Linked DNA regions of Mus musculus: region 2 is linked to region 1. Evidence: chromatin loops called from intact Hi-C (ENCODE). Cell type or tissue: left cerebral cortex. All regions are shown on one strand.

The links. Hi-C counts contacts between places; a loop is a spot of excess contacts. Peaks named below come from ENCODE experiments on the same cell type or tissue, not always from the same donor. Only the 100,000 strongest peaks of a DNase experiment are listed, where the experiment ranks them.
Region 2: a loop joins it to region 1, with 6 times the contacts of the local background. A loop is called at or near these places in 10 of 42 quality-filtered maps.

The regions. Positions count from the first base shown.
Region 1 is chr13:56,257,626-56,262,625 of GRCm38, reverse strand. No RefSeq gene overlaps it. Among named protein-coding and RNA genes, the nearest start is that of Neurog1, 7.9 kb to the right of the region's middle. In left cerebral cortex, a CTCF peak has its summit at 2,722 (motif pointing right); DNase peaks (open chromatin) are centred at 2,750 and 4,358; H3K4me3 peaks cover 614 bases.
Region 2 is chr13:55,826,234-55,831,233 of GRCm38, reverse strand. Pitx1 (paired-like homeodomain transcription factor 1) reads left to right here. Exons shown (of 3, transcript NM_011097.2): 1 at 1-462; 2 at 2,559-2,794; 3 at 4,623-5,000. The coding sequence starts at 294. Among named protein-coding and RNA genes, the nearest start is that of Pitx1, 2.7 kb to the left of the region's middle. In left cerebral cortex, no CTCF peak of the experiment used is centred here; DNase peaks (open chromatin) are centred at 2,119 and 4,763.

The DNA.
Region 1 (5,000 bases):
GCTGGATTTTCCACTGAGTTCCCACCACCCTGCCCCCACCTCACTCCAGATGCATGAGAGCCACCTCCCTGCTCCCACACCAGGACACTTGCTCACTTGGTGGGAACAGGTGTTGTGGTAAGAAGCTTGTGGCTTTGAGCTGTGCCGAGCTGGGTGTTATCACCGAGGCAACTCCTCTCCCACCTCCTGCCCTCAGAGTCCCCAGAGGAGGCTGATGGTACTAGGGGAGTATCATGTGCCAGCCCCTTGGCACAGCTTGACGATAACTGACCTATGACCTTGGCTGTGATGTGAGGAGGTGAGAGAGTCACCAGGACCTTCAATCTGTGCCTGCCCAGCTCCCACAGCCCGCAGGGGTAATTAGGGACTCTGCCACCTAGGATGGCAGCACCCCCGTTCCCACCCCACCCTCTCTATCTCCTCAAGTTACACCACCGCAGAGTGTGGGCATAAATACCCACCCACCGAGCCTTTTTCCAGCAGGGGCTGAACACCCAGCAGAGTGCCCGGGGTTGGGATGCCAATCTGTGGGTACTCTCAGGTTACAGAGGTGGGGTAATCCCCAAGACGTGGTATGGCTTAGACCTCCTCCCATCCCCTCCTCCTCCCAAGATGGGGAAGAACTGTGTGTATGTGTATATATCCACACATGAACCTCACTCATGCATGAACACCACTGCCAGGGGCTGAAGGCACAAAAGGAAGAGGAATAGGTCTCATCCATGGGAGCTGTGAATGTGTCTTCTCTGCTTCATCAATACTTTCCTTTAGAGGGAATTAGGGTTCCACTCCACAGATACGATCTCCCCACCACTGGCTGTCCTTGTCACTCTTAATACAGGTCCACAGATACGATCTCCCCACCACTGGCTGTCCTTGTCACTCTTAATACAGGTTGTGTTTGAGGCCCTGGGGCTTCTGCACCTACAAACTCTGTGTGTGTGTGTGTGTGTTTTCAATATGTCCTACAGTGGTAAGGTAAGATGCACTTAGATGATAACGAATAATGTGGTTTTTTTTTCTGTTTGTCTAAAACATTGCTAAAATTCTTTCCCAGGGAGAGACATAAACAATGTCTTTACCTCCTTCTATGGTCTTAACAAGCTGAGGAAGAAATCTACTGAAGTATATCTGAAGAACCAAAGAGTTTCTCGGGCTTCCTTACAAGGCATAGGTAATAGCTTGCGTACAGGGGTGTAGAAGGTGTGGGTGCTCCCCCTTCCAAAAGGAAGGCTGTATCCAGTGGGAATGATGGTTTTCCTGTATCTCGCGAATGGTGTCCCCTCACATAGTCAGCCGTCCCAGACCTGTGCACCCTAGCCTTTCCCCAAAGCCATGTATAATTAAAGCAGAGTTGACTAGGGCAGGTGGTGGCTGGGATCCTCAGGTGAGGGTCTCATGGCCCTCCCCTTCTAATGAGGGGGTTGACTGTCAACAAGCCCACCTGGGATCACCCTTTTGTAAGAGAGGTACAGCTGAAACCCCCAGGACTCCTGTTGCTGGCCTCAGGTCACTGCACGGGCACTTTCAGGTGACCCCCACTGTGCCCAAGGTGGATGCCTTCCTAGGGGCTATTTCCACTTTCCTAGATTTTTCTTGTGACTTCCCCCTCTCTCCAGCTCCCACCTGTCTGAGGCACAGGCTGCTTGTCACATGGTCCTTGCTTTTTTTTTTTTTTTTTTTTTTTTCTATGCAGCAAACTCAGTCTATCATGGCCCCAATTAGCATCAGGGACACAGGGAAGAGAATTCTAAGCATTGTTGCTAAGTGAGCGCTCGGTCCCTGAGCCAGGGGCAGTGGCCACCCCACTCAGCCAAAGAAGGTTGGTATGTCCCTACCCCACCCCCAGCGCAACTCTGCGATCTTGTGCTGTGGAACTACACCCACCCTTGAGGCTCCAGGGTCAGGCAGTACTCCGCTCATCTAGGACTGTGTCCTCCCCCTCATCGGGCAGTCCTCCCTCCAACCCCTGCCCCCACCTCCCCTTCAGATGCAAAGCGGACATATGGCTCATCTCCATCTTTGGGGGAGGTTCTGTCTAAAGTCGTCCCAAAGATTCAGATTGTATGACAAATCACGTTCTAGACTATCGTGGCGAGAAAGCCGCCAGGCGCTTGCATCATTACCCCCAGACAACAGCTTCATTAGGCTGAAAGGGAAGTTTGCCCCAGTGCAAGCGCCGCCACTGACCTGGGCCCCTCTCTTCTCCATTGTCTGTGGGCGCCACGGCTCGCGTCTTCATACCATATGGTCCATTTGAGCACCCCACACTGCCTTCCTGGGGAAACGGGCATACCGAGAAGCCCTAGGATAACCAGTGGCCTGTCTCCTGAGTCCAGGGACGAGCCTGACACGGAGTGAGGTAGAACTGGAAAAGAAGATGGGGACCAAGGGTCTCAGGGAGGCCTGAGTGCACGTCTACTGCATTTGGAAGCTCCTCCGAGGTCCCTGGACTCTAGGCATTTCTCCCCCACGCCCCATCCTCCACCCTAAAAACAACAACAAAAGTCGATTAAGCAGAACTGACAAAACCTGAAAACCAGGGTATCCCTTTGGGAATATTCAGGAGTCTGATTTAAGGGGAATTGTGGGAGCAAGACAAGGAGAGCTGCTTTTGTTCCTAGCTCCTCCACCATGTCTTTGAAGCTTTGCTCCAGGCGGCCTCTAGGACCTGATTTCCCCCAGAGGAAGGAGTCTTATGCAGCCCTGCACAGAGAGGCGGGAGCCATCAGAGGGCACCCTCGAAGAACAAACGTTGGGATTCAGAAATCTGCCTACAGGGACCTCGCTGACTTTTTTTTTTTTTTTTTTTTTAAGAGTAAGGAAGAAAGTCTGCCAGTACTGGTGCGGTGCTTGGTTAGGTCGGCCAGCCCGGCGGATTAGGGCCAGGATTAACATTTTAAACTCCGCCAGGCTCCCTGACTCAAAGATCTCGCTCGCTAATCTTATTACTATTCCTCGGATTATTGCCTTACCCTTGGCAGAACAGACTCTAAAATCAAATTGATTAAAGTCCCCTCCTGTTTTCTCTTATCTCCTTTGGTGTGTAGGGAGGGACCTGGGCTTCCGAAGGAGCGGACTTTGAAAGTCCGATCCCACTTCGTATTCCGCTCCTTCCCCCTCCCCTTTCCACGCCAGACTACGGTGAGAAAAGGAACGACACGGTTTCTTTAGTCCCTCCCACGTCAGCTCCTAATTCCCGGTCATTTATCCCATATTAAAACTTCTTTAAGTAAGAATGGACCAGCAGCAGCACCTGCTATGCAAATGTGGCCAAATCCAGCAGGGCCGCCGGGCGTGCGCCATTCAGCGCTCCCGGCGGCGCCGCGCGGCCCTTCAAATGCAGACGGGGCGCGGGTCCCGACAGATTGCGGGGGTGGGGGTGGGGGACAGGGCGGGGCGGGGCGGGGCGGGGCTGCGGGAGGGGCTGGCTAGCGGGAGCCCCCTCGAATCACCTCTCCCCGGAGACTTTCTTCCCTGCAACTCTCTCCTCCACCTACCTTTACTGTTTTCTCCCACTGACGCCAAGGTCGCTATGCCTCGGTGTCCCCGGAATTCATCCTTGCGCCCCCGCCTAAATCTAGTCAGCCTCTCTGGTGCGGGCGTAGTGTGGCCGCGCCCGCGATGGGACAGGAGTGGAACAAGGTCGCCTTTGACTCCCAGCCAGCGCCAGCGTTCCCGCAGCACGCTCCCCTCCGCAGGGAGGCCGCGCCGTGGGATAACAAGGATTAGCGTGTTGGAGACCATTGAAGCCCTCCCGGTCCTCACGTGGCTATAGGCTCAGTCGCGTCTCGTGCGACCCTAATTCGCTCACGAGAGGAACCCGCTCGCCCGCACCCGGGCCGCGTGCTTGATCAGGCGCCGGATCACTTTGCGCGTTCCCAGGGCCCGGGCGTGGGAAGAACTGTGGCGCGAGGGTCAGCGACACAAGGCTGGGGGACCCCCTTCCTCCAGCCCCCAATCTTTATTTGTGGCCCCATAAAAGAGATAGTGAAATGCTGGCTCTCCGGGGGCGCCCGGCAACAGAGAGGACCGAGGCGTCCCAAAGACATTCAAAGCGATAAATACACTTGCGCTGCCCGCTTGCTCTGTCCCTTGGGGGCATAGAAAATGAGGCGCTTTCCTCCCTCCCTTTAACTCAAGGGGAGTACCAATAATTCATGTATGTTATAATTCTTCATCGCCCCTAGGTAGTCTGGGAAAACCAGAAGAAAAGAAAATGCCAGAAAGTTATGGTAAAACTTGAGTTGCCTCTGAAGTCGCTTTCTTTGCTCCTGCTGCGAGAGTTTGAATACCGAGAATGGCCCTGGACTGTAACAAACAAAAAGAAGGAAGAAGACAAAGGGTTTCCAGAAAAAGGTTTAGCTAGAAGACAAGGCTAGCGAAACTGAAAGGAGGGGGGAAGAGCTTTTACAACGGGACAATAAGTGTACTAATCGCTTTGATATATTATACAAGCCCAAAGACTCAAAACATTGTGTAATTATTTATAAATGACTTCTCCACTCCTGTGCATAATACAGAGGAAAGAATAAAACCGCGGGCTACTCTCAAACCATTTCTAAATAGACCTGGTTCAAAAGGAGGCAGAAGTGTTTGAAATAAAATAATTAATGGTGGATTTTATGGTTGTCTCATTAAAACATTTTAATTACTGCAAACAAAATGCAATTGTGTTTGAAACCTGACGTGAAGTTAGGTAGCCCAGTGTTAACGATGGTGAAGGAGGGGAGCGCTTTGGTTTCGGACTTTAGTTTGGCATTCTTTGCGTAGCCATTGAGGTAAATTTCATGTTGACCTCTTCCGCATGCCCCTCGCAGGGTTCCCACACTTGACCCACACACAGGCAGTGGCTTCAATTTTTTTTAATCTCCTGCCCACGAAGAAGATGTTAAGGATTGCAAATACACAAGGCAGCTAAAAATAAAATGAAGTGAAATGAATTCTTGGTCACTTGGCTTCCCGTGGCAGGTGCAGGCTGGATTCAGAAAGCCAAACCA
Region 2 (5,000 bases), 430 kb after region 1:
CTCTGCGGGCTCCGACCCGAGCCTTAGAAACCGGCCTCGAATCGGGACTGGGGCCCGGGCCGGCCGGGCAGCTGAGGCCGGAGCAGCAGGAGCGCGTGGCGGAGCCCCGAGCCCCGAACCCGGTCCCGCAGCCTGGAGAGGTCGATGGAGCTCGAACGGCGTCGCTGTGGGCGCGGGCAGCCCTGGGGGGCAGCCGCTTAGGCGCCACTCTCTTGTCCCCAACAGGTCGCAGCCTGGGCGGCCGGGAGCTCCCAGCCCCGGCCCCTGGAGCGCCCGTTGCGGTCCCCACCTCCATGGACGCCTTCAAGGGAGGCATGAGCCTGGAGAGGCTACCGGAGGGGCTGCGGCCACCGCCACCACCACCGCACGACATGGGGCCCAGCTTCCACCTGGCCCGCGCCGCCGACCCCCGGGAGCCGCTGGAGAACTCCGCCAGCGAATCGTCCGACGCTGATCTGCCAGGTAAACGCGGCTCCCCCAACCCGCGGCGGGCATCCAGCCTCCGCGCACACCGGGCGGCTTGGCACGCAGCCGGGTCCCCTCTGCGTCTCTGCAGCGAGGAGCTTTCTTTTTCCTCCCTGGTCTTAACCTGACGATGAACACGGAAATTTACACGCGCGTTCGCACGCACACGCGAAGTCACTTCCAAACAGTCCCCCACACGCCAAGCCCTGAGTGGGACTGGCAGCCCCTCTGGAGCAGGAGCAGATAGCACGCGGGAGAAAAAAGTTGAGTTTTCCCTAACTGGTTGCTGAGGAGTCGCTGGGGCTCAGGGCGAGAAGCAGATGTGCAGGGAGTAGAAGGGGTGGCCAGACAAAGTGCCCAAAGAGACACCTTGACAGATGGAGGAAAGAATCCTAAAAGAAGAGGTGGGGTCACAGAGCAGGCTAGAAGAGAGGGGTCCGTAAAGCCGAGCTCGAGCTCTGGGGACAGCGAGAGCCAGCCAGCTAGGAGGCGCGGCCTGACTCCCGGCAGAGCCGGCAGAACCCTGCTGCAGCGGGGATCCTGGCCCACGTGGACACCTCAGCCCAGAGCCACCAGGGGTCCAGCCAGGGTGGGTTCTCGACTCCACAAATCCCCCAGTTGTCTTTTAAAAAACAAAACAAAACAAAACAACCCCGATCTCTTGAGCTGGGCCCGAGATTGGGTGGCTTCGGCCATGTCCGTTTCCAGGCCTGTCCTGTCTTGGAGCGGCTGTGCACGGGAGGGGGGTCCCAACCCCAAATAGTCACAGATCTCCAGGCTGCCTGGGACAGCCATCCCGGGCCCTGGGCATCTCTTCCACGTTTATTTAATCGGTATTTGTTTCTGTTTTGCATCTCTAAGTGACTTTTTTCCAACCTCTGTTTGCTTGGTTAGAAAACAAAGCTCTGAGTGTACTTTTGTTTTTAGAAGTTTTAAGCGTGGTGTTTGCTTAAAAAAAAAAAACCTGTAGAGATTGATTTTCAAATCAAATCTACAGGGATAAATTAACAATTTTAACTGTATGCTTCCTTTGACACAATTCACTAGGAGTATTTCTCTGAAATTTAAAAGAACCTACATGCCACAAGTTACTTGGAGAGATTTTTTAAAAGTCAATTCAAAATGGCGCATTTCTTTGAGATTCCCCCCCCCCCCATCAAAATCCATTCGTAGCAGTTTTATTTTGTGAATTTAAATCATCTCGCTGTAATGTATTTATCTAGGGTTTGGAAAGTATCTCTCCCAGTGTTTGTGTGAGGGAATCTAAAATTTACCTGCAGTGATGCATAGATTCTTTTTCCCAGAGAAATGGCCATCTGACTGGAGTTTATACACATTTGGCTGTGTGTTTAGTTTAGGGGTGTGTTCACAGGAACGGTTTTGACTTCTTGATCTACATTTGCTCCGGTTCTGCCTCCCTGGCTCTGAGGGTTTGTGCACCTTTCTGTTTCTAGGGAGAGAGCTCTGAGCTTTTCTAGGGCTCCGTTTTGGTTTGTAGTTCCTTTGCGTTATGTTTGAATGCTATTGACTACTGTGTGCATCTTGAGTAGCTTTAAAGAGACAGAGAGGCCCGGGTCACTTAGACAGAATATGTCTGTCTAGGCTGCAAATGGAGGGTTTTCTAGACCTCAGAATCCGAGGCCGGTAAGGCTGGGATCCAAGCTAAGTTGCGGCTCTGACACAGCCCTGGCAAGAACAACATTCCAGGCGACTACATGGCTCTTACCCCACAGATATGCTAGCTTCAGCTGGAAAGTTTTGATGCCCGTTCAGGAAAGCTGAGGTGTCCGCTCAGATTTAGACCTTCAAGAGTCTCAGCAGGGCCGCAGCCAGCGAGCTGCAGAAGCAGGCCCTGCCTAGCTGGGAACCCAGGCCCAGATGTGGCTCCCGGGCTCTTTGCTGTGGCACGCCAGATCTAGGGGTGCTTACTGAGAACCGGCACCCGGCCCTTCCTTTCCAGCGGGGAAACAGTTCCCAGGGCCCCTGGATGGAGGGAGGGAAGCCACCGCTGACGGCAGGCGCTTCGGTGGAGCCGGGACCGGGCGCGATAGTGTTAGCCCGAGGTGACTCGCGCCCATTCCTACCTGCTGCAGACAAGGAGCGCGGTGGGGAAGCCAAGGGGCCAGAGGATGGTGGCGCGGGCAGTGCTGGCTGCGGCGGCGGTGCAGAGGACCCAGCTAAGAAGAAGAAACAGCGGCGGCAACGCACTCACTTCACAAGCCAGCAGTTGCAAGAGCTGGAGGCCACGTTCCAAAGGAACCGCTACCCCGACATGAGCATGAGAGAGGAGATCGCGGTGTGGACCAACCTCACTGAACCGCGAGTGCGGGTGAGCGTGGGGCGCGTGCAGAGGGCTACCGGCTGGCACTCAGTAGCTTAGACTTACAACTCTGACCTCGCGGACCTTGCTTCGTAGGAGACCCCACTTTAGGCCCCAGCCAGCCACCCACGTCAGCCAGGTCCCTGGGCTACTGCTTTCTTAGCCCTTTTACCTGTCCCACAGGAGCTACTGCAAGCCCCTGTCGGAAGACCCTGTCCCTGCCCTGAACTCTGTCAGAATTACTCAGAGCCGGAGATTGGGCAGAGGATTCTCTGCCGCTAAGGACCTCGGGAGCTTTAAGCCTTCATCCCCTGGAAAACGAAAGGGAAAGACAGGTCGTGCCTGGCTGCCTCAGAGAGGCCTGAAAGGTGCTTGAGTTGGGGTATCTCAAACTTCTTGGAACTGTGATCTCATTCTGAATTTCCCTTCTCCAAACTGTTTTTGGAATATTCTCCATCTTTTCTGGCCAGTCAGCCAGGTACTAGCTGGACCTTTGCCTAATGCCCTTTCCCACTGTAGGTCTGGGGTCATGTGGAGCGGGACGCTGATAGTGAGTGGCCCTTCCACTACACTTTACAGATGTAAGGTCCCAGACCCAAGGCCACACTGTATTCTGGCACCTTCCACAGTTCCCAGCAAATGCTACCCGCTCCTTCAGGAGAAGTAAGGAAATCATTTCTTCCCTGGGTGGGCAAATATTTAATCAGACACTGGGAGCACTTCTCAAGCCAGACCAAAGTCCCACCTGCCTCGTGGAGCCCCTGCCATAAGCCCAACCTTCAGCCCTCCCCAGTGAGGCTGGTCCGACCCAGTGGGAGCCTGGATGCAGCAGACCTTCACCCTGTAATTCGGAGCTCACTAATCCTGCCCAGGTTTATGGGAGTGGGGATGGTGTGGGGTTGGGTAGATAGAATCAGGGCCTGGGAAAGGCTGGGGTACAGGGATCCTGGCCTGGAGAATGAGCTAGGAGGTCGGGGGCCAATGTTGGGAAGATAGGGGAAGTCGGGGAAGACGTGGTCAGGGAGAGAAAAGTGGTCCTTACCAAAGTTTTTAGGAGAAAACAGAGGTGGAGATTAGAGGGAAACTAATAAACTTACAGAAATTAAATATTTGCAGAGAAACATATTTGGATTATATTTAGGCAGCAGGAAAGAAATTAAATATTTAAGGGAAGCAAAGAGGTTAGGCATTTAGAAAAAGAAAGGATCGACTATTTAAGGGAAACAGTGAGGGTCAGATATCTGTAAAGAAGGGATAAACTAAATATTTAGAAAAGAATAAAATGGGGACAAGAAATAAAGAAAAAAACCAGACTGGAGTTTAGATAGTCAAGAAGTGGACAAAAATTTACATTTTGGGAGGAGAAAAATTATTAAATGTAATAAATGCCGATGAAAACAAAATAGTTGAACAACGAAACTCGTCTGAAAAATCGGAGATGGTCAGTTTTGAGGAAGAAAAATACTTTTTGTGTTTGAAGGAGACGAAAAAGATTGAACTACTAAGAGGGTGGTGGTACCCCATTTGGAGAGAGATGGCAGAAAGAAGACAGGTTGGGAGGGAGAAAAGAAAACGAATATTTGTTCAAACAAAAGAGAATCCGAGTCAGAAAAAGAAAATAAATTTAACTTGGGGAAGAGGATAAAAAAAAGCAGGGGGGGGTGTGGGGGAAGAGGAGAGGGCTCGTATTTTCTGGAGACGCGAAGGGAACCATTACAGAAAATCTCGGCAGAGGCCGAAGAAAATACGGGGTGTTAGGAGAGGAGGCTGCAGAGTTGGGGGTGAGGACCCTTCCTGGCCACCGCGGCCCTGACGTTTCTCCCGCTGGCTTCTCCAGGTCTGGTTCAAGAACCGGCGAGCCAAATGGCGCAAGCGGGAGCGGAACCAGCAGTTGGACCTGTGCAAGGGCGGCTATGTGCCGCAGTTCAGCGGCCTGGTGCAGCCCTACGAGGACGTGTACGCTGCCGGCTACTCCTACAACAACTGGGCGGCCAAGAGCCTGGCCCCGGCGCCGCTGTCTACCAAGAGCTTTACCTTCTTCAACTCCATGAGCCCGCTCTCCTCTCAATCCATGTTCTCGGCCCCCAGCTCCATCTCTTCCATGACCATGCCGTCCAGCATGGGCCCGGGCGCCGTGCCCGGCATGCCCAACTCGGGCCTCAACAACATCAACAACCTCACCGGCTCCTCGCTCAACTCGGCCATGTCGCCGGGC